Linked DNA regions of Mus musculus: region 2 is linked to region 1. The links are chromatin loops, found by intact Hi-C in ENCODE. Cell type or tissue: heart. All regions are shown on one strand. Each heading gives the region's core, and the rest is flanking DNA. Links, peaks and the distances in the headings are about the cores only.

Region 1 (2,920 bases), core at 261-2,760:
AATATAACAGTGTTAGAAAGATGAATCCATATAGCAAAACGTTGCTGTAGACTAGTTTAGGTCTCTTTTGTTTCAGGAATGTTCATCCCACTATATTGACTAGTATCCATTCACTTAGTGAAGATTAATGCCTTTAATCTCACTGCTTGTGAGAGAGAGGCAGGCAGATCTCTGAGTTTGAGATCATCCTGATCTACAGATCTATGTTCCTATGGTAACATAAGAAGACCACATCTTAAAAAACATGATTATGGTAATTGCACTAATGTTCTAAATTTCAAAATCAAATATAAATACATATAATATAATCACAGAGTTTTCTCCTATTCTATACAATCTAAATTATTTTCTTAGAATTATTAATTCATCATTAACTTTTACCTTCTAACATTGAAAGCTTATTCATAACGCCTTCCTGCTGAGACTCTCGGGTGTTTCTGAGTTGCTTACTACTGCAGATACCTGGAGACCTGGACTGGTCCTTTGCTTCTGCTGCATAAAACCAATTGTAGAACTGAGGTGATAAACTCAGTCTTTCAATTAATATTTTCTCATAAAATAATTATGGTTCAAAATCAGTTATATGCTTTATTCACATTCTTTTGGATTAGATAGATTTTCAAGTCAGTATATATACTCGTTTTAAGTTTGTTCCACCCCAAATATTTTTTCACCATACAGGAATAATTGCTTACTAGAAGCATCTATAATGTGTCTTCTACAAAGGCTTACCTTCCAGTTGGTGTTTAGAGTATAACGTTTTTTGTTGTTTTGGTTTGGTTTTGGGGTGAGCGTCTCCATTGGAAGTCTTGAAGTCACTCTATTGCTAAGTCTGGCTTGGAATTCATGATCCTCCTATCTCTATCTCCTCAACGAAGGGAGTATAGCTATGTTGCCTCAACTCCTGGGTCTAGAGTATAACTTTCTTGTACTGTTTGTGACTCAGTTTAAGATGCTACCAGAGCTATTTCAAGATGATGAGAAGGCCATCAGTCCCACCTCTGCCACCTCCTCAGGGCGCACTCCTCTCACTCGAGTTCCTGTAAAGCCCACCAAGGGCCGACCTGGCCAGACTGCCAAAGAGCACAAGAAGACAGTGGGACATCAGGTGAGCTCAGGGGCTGCCACTGCCAGACTTCTTCTCCTCAGCTTCCACAAAGCCTCAGGCCTTCCCTCTTCAGCCTAGAGGACAGGATCTTCACGTGAAGACAGGCCAGAGTTTCTGCTGTACAAACACTTAGACTTTACCCACCCCAGACTCAACCATACACCAACCCGTCCCAAAATAAATTTCACCGTGTCTCAGTTCCTCTAATACATATCGCGTCTTTGTTTTGTTCTTGTTTCATTTCTATATTTATACAGAGCATCTGTCAGCTTCCTCAGTACAAGAAAATACCCTCTCCTTCCTTAGATGTATTTTTCCCTGTGGGGAATGGGAAACATTCCACACAAGCTTGGTGCCTGAACATGGGTGTGGCTTTGGAAGGGAGCCGTACACTAGTCAGCAAAGTGCATTATTCCTTGAGGCCTTGTGCCAGATAGGAACAGGGCCTGATGTGGATCCACAGCCTCCTGTCTTGACCCATGTCCATAATGGTGGTCCCTTCAGCCTGTTCTCTGCTCATTGTTTATATAATACTAAGAAATCTACAGCTTTTTTTAGTATTGTGTAGTAAGGGTTCATACCTTAATAATTAAATGGCCCTAGCAACAAAATTGTAAGTCACATATAATGGAACTTGCAACAAGAAGCAACAGAGAAAGGAGTACATACATACTCAGCAGGATAAACGTGTGGGTTTAGGCAAATGTAAATGACACCCCTAGAATTCTTGTTTATGAACCACTCCCCTGTGAAGATAACTTTAAATTTATGTCATCTTCAATATGTTAAAGGAGAATTTTAAATTGTCTTTGATCTCTAACAAAACTAATTTTTTTAACCCTTTTCATGCAGTTTCGAAACTCCCTTCACCTGCTTATGGAAACCCTTAATGCCACTACTCCTCACTATGTACGCTGTATTAAGCCTAATGATTTCAAGTTTCCATTCACGTAAGTCAAAGTGAAATAAGGAGAAAGACTTTTGGGGAAGATCTTCATGTCTTGTAGAGGGAATCTATTTCCAAAAATTTCTAGTTTTTTGACAACAAGAAAACAAATTAGCAGTTGGCTTTCTAAGGATTTGAAAATTTGAGGCCAATGGCATGTCTTTGGTTCTGGTTTTCTGTTTTGACTCCATCTCTGTTGGAGATCTTTCTGGCCTTTTGTTAATTTGGACATCAGTTAAAAGCAGAGCTTCTTGGACTAAAGGCTTCTCTGGCCAAGGCTTACCTGATTCTTTTTATCTGTTGAAGCCAGAGAATGTTTACCAAAATCTCATTCTACTTCAGATACTAAGTCAGAGGTGAAAATGGATCCCTGGAGATGATTTCAAAATATAAATATTTCTCTAAGTTTAAGAGTACTCCATATATGCTGTTGGGATGGTCTTCAGGAGCTAATGCTAGGATTTAAGCAGTGTGAATTGGCATAGGTACCAGACTATTAGCATTTACTCTGTGTGTGTGTGTGTGTGTGTGTGTGTGTGTGTGTGTGTGTGTGTGTGTGTGTGTGAAAGTGAAAGAGAGAGACAGACAGACAGACAGTAACAAGGTAATGTCACAAGCTATAATTGCTACTTCATTTCTGCTCTTAACATCATTGACTGTGGACAGATCCTAGATTAGTATTTAAAGACCTACATTATTTATTGAATGGCTGCAGAGTATCTTATGGTATATATAGTCCACAATCTATTTAAATCATTCACTATGGATAAATTATTTAGGTTGTTACAGCAGTTAAAATATGCTTCAATTAAATTACAGTTACATCCCTTTCCTCCTTCCAGTCCCTCCCAGCTGCCCTTTCTCAA
Region 2 (2,920 bases), core at 185-2,684, 72 kb before region 1:
CTCCGGCTATATCCAGAGCCTTCCGAACACTGTACATGGCTTTTTAAAGAGTTAATTTCCTCAGGCCTAGAAACCTGAACATGACGGAGGCAAGAACTGAAGTTTCAATAATATGGGAAAAGTGGGTATGAGTAAGAGTGAGTGGGCAGAAGACCTCAATTAAAGCGTGAGAGAGAGGTGCTCCAGGCTTCCAGCCAGGGCTGGCCCTAGGACACCCAAGTTTACAGCAGCTGCAGGTTTTGACTGTCAGCAGGGGAAGAAGCAAACAAGATACTAAAATGTCAGAGGAGGAGCAGCTGGGCAGCCATTGAATGCTTGCAAGCATTAGAACTCTGTGGCTCACTTTGTCTCCTCACCTCTGTGGAAGGCTTATAGGGAAGCTGTGCCCTCCACTTATACAGTCCTACTAAAATTTAGATTGCCAGTCAGAGTTCAATTGTTTTGAAATTTGTTATTTGGTGAGTAAAATTTAAAGTGCAGACAGACAAGAGAGCTGAGGTAAGAAAATTGAGAAGAACTTTTTCATTTTTGTATGTATGTCTGTGCCTGGCTGAATTTACATCCAACTCATGTGTGCAGGTGCCTCCGGAATCAGAGGGCCAGACACTCCTGTGTTCAAAACTGATTTTACCATGTCATTCAGACCAAATCTCTTGGATTCTTTTTTTTTTTTAAAGATTTATTTATTTATTATATGTAAGTACACTGTAGCTGTCTTCAGACACTCCAGAAGAGGGCGTCAGATCTTGTTACAGATGGTTGTGAGCCACCATGTGGTTGCTGGGATTTGAACTCAGGACCTTCGGAAGAACAGTTGGGTGCTCTTACCCACTGAGCCATCTCACCAGCCCCTCTTGGACTCTTAAAACATGTTTTTTCCACCAGTGAGAAAGTGAGAGTAGTGACAGTCAGTGTGAGTTATTTGTCAAGATGGTTTTGCTCCTTTGAAAGTGACCTGGAAAGTAGGGGACAGAAGATGCTTTTTCCTCCACCCTGTCCCTACCCTACCCAACCCCCTCTTACTTACCAGTTTCTTACAGGGCTTGGCTCCTAAGGGGCTCTCAGTAACTGTAGTCTAATTCAAATTTGATTTGGAAATAAGTAGAAAAAACATAGAAGACAAATGTGACTTAAGCAGCTCATAAAAGTAAAAGAAACAGTTTACCGTGAGAATTTTTTATTTTCTTTCAAGAGATTGTTGCCATGTGACTCAGGCTAGACTTGAACTCAAAGTCACTTGTCTCGGCCTATTGGGTGCTTGAATTAAAGGTGTTGGCCACCATGCTTACTTCCAGGAAATTCGGATTGAAGTATGTCTTCATCATTACTTGTTTATGGTGACAACTAATGGTAATTTTATGTAGTTGTCTGATGCCAGGCTCTTGAAATTATTTTTTTCTGCCAAAAGAGAGTAAGTAAAGGAGAGAGTATCTGGGTGTGTGTCTGACATTCCTATTTAAAACGCTTCCTCTTCCTGGCTGTGATATATAAAATTATACAGAAGAAACATGTACAGCTAATATCCATATAATAAATGACTTAGTGCATATGAAGAAGGGAATTGCAAAGGTTATGATGAATTGGGTTTTTCTTTTTATCTCCGTAACACTGGTCAGTACTACTAGGTAAGATTTTTAAGCAGAGACGTTGTTATCCTGGAGGCCAGTGTCACATGGGTTCCTCATAGTCCTCATGCAGACATCAACTGACAAACAGGCTCATGTGACAGAAAACCCCAGCTCTCTTGGAGTCCGATTGTCCCCTTAAAGTTCCAGTAGCACTTTCTACTTTATGTTGTTCAAATTCAATCTGACATCAGGTTTATCACCTGAGATCTGTTTCTCACAATTGGTTTCTTTTTAAAGATGCCATTTTCTGTCATTTGCAGACCATTAATATAGAAGAAATGATTTAAACTTTTAAAAGCTTCTGTATCCGTTGAGGGTTGATTAGAAATGAATATCACTTGTAGTTACCTAGGTACTAAATATCTATGAAAAGTAGTTCAGCAATTATTCAGCACTGCCTCTTTTTTTAAGAATAAAGAGTTTCAATTTTATTTTTTCTGCTTTTAAAAATTAATTAAAGTATAATTATATCACTTCCCTCTTCCTTTTTCTTCTTTCAACATCTCCCATGTGCCCCTCTCACTGCCTCTCACATTGATGGACTCTTTTGACTATTATTGTTTTACACACACACACACACACACACACACACACACACGCACGCACGCACGCACACACACAAAGTTGCTGAGTCTATCTAGTGTTGTTTGTGTGTATATGATTTCTGGGCTGAACATTCAGTACAGAGTGGTTTCCTTCTGTTTTTAACAATGACCTAGAAGAACAGAGATTTCACTTTAAAGGTCAGTACTGGCTGAGCCTGGTGGCACACTCCTTTAATCCCAGCACTGCAGAGGCAGGTGGATGTTTGTGAGTTTGAGACCAGCCTTGTCTACATAGTGAGTTCTAGCACAGGTAGGGTCACAAAGAGAGATTGTCTCAAATAGCAACAACAAAAGACAGTGCTGAAATCAGGAAGTCTTTAGAGCATAGTGGATTGTTCCAGTAGTCTAGATCCATGGCAGGTTAATGTGGGAGGGAACTGGAACCTAGAAGTTTCAGGTGAATCTGGGCAGCAGTGAAATGCCATCTCAAAAAAAGTTACTTGTTATGGTAATAATAACTGCTATTGCTAATTTATTTTAAAACATTGAGGGGAATAGCTGAAATTTGTGTTCTGTCTCCCAAATTTGTTTGTTTCTTTCTTAATTTAGGCACATAACTTATACTTCTACATTCTTTAGTTTTTAGTAGCTCATATAATGATCACCTTGAAATATTTGGATCTGCAGAAGTCTATGCAGACAAGAACAGAGGTCAGGGTTAAAGTTAGTATTAGTAGTATTAAGTGG

Evidence for each region. Hi-C counts contacts between places; a loop is a spot of excess contacts. Peaks named below come from ENCODE experiments on the same cell type or tissue, not always from the same donor. Only the 100,000 strongest peaks of a DNase experiment are listed, where the experiment ranks them.
Region 2: a loop joins it to region 1, with 2.2 times the contacts of the local background. A loop is called at or near these places in 3 of 42 quality-filtered maps.

What each region holds. Positions count from the first base shown.
Region 1 is chr9:75,159,472-75,162,391 of GRCm38, forward strand. Myo5a (myosin VA) reads left to right here. Exons shown (of 41, transcript NM_010864.2): 15 at 947-1,108; 16 at 1,961-2,058. Among named protein-coding and RNA genes, the nearest start is that of Myo5c, 71 kb to the right of the region's middle. In heart, for the core only: no CTCF peak of the experiment used is centred there; a DNase peak (open chromatin) is centred at 1,210.
Region 2 is chr9:75,087,789-75,090,708 of GRCm38, forward strand. The region is part of intron 1 of Myo5a (myosin VA); the gene reads left to right. Among named protein-coding and RNA genes, the nearest start is that of Myo5a, 18 kb to the left of the region's middle. In heart, for the core only: no CTCF peak of the experiment used is centred there; a DNase peak (open chromatin) is centred at 1,703; H3K27ac peaks cover 123 bases.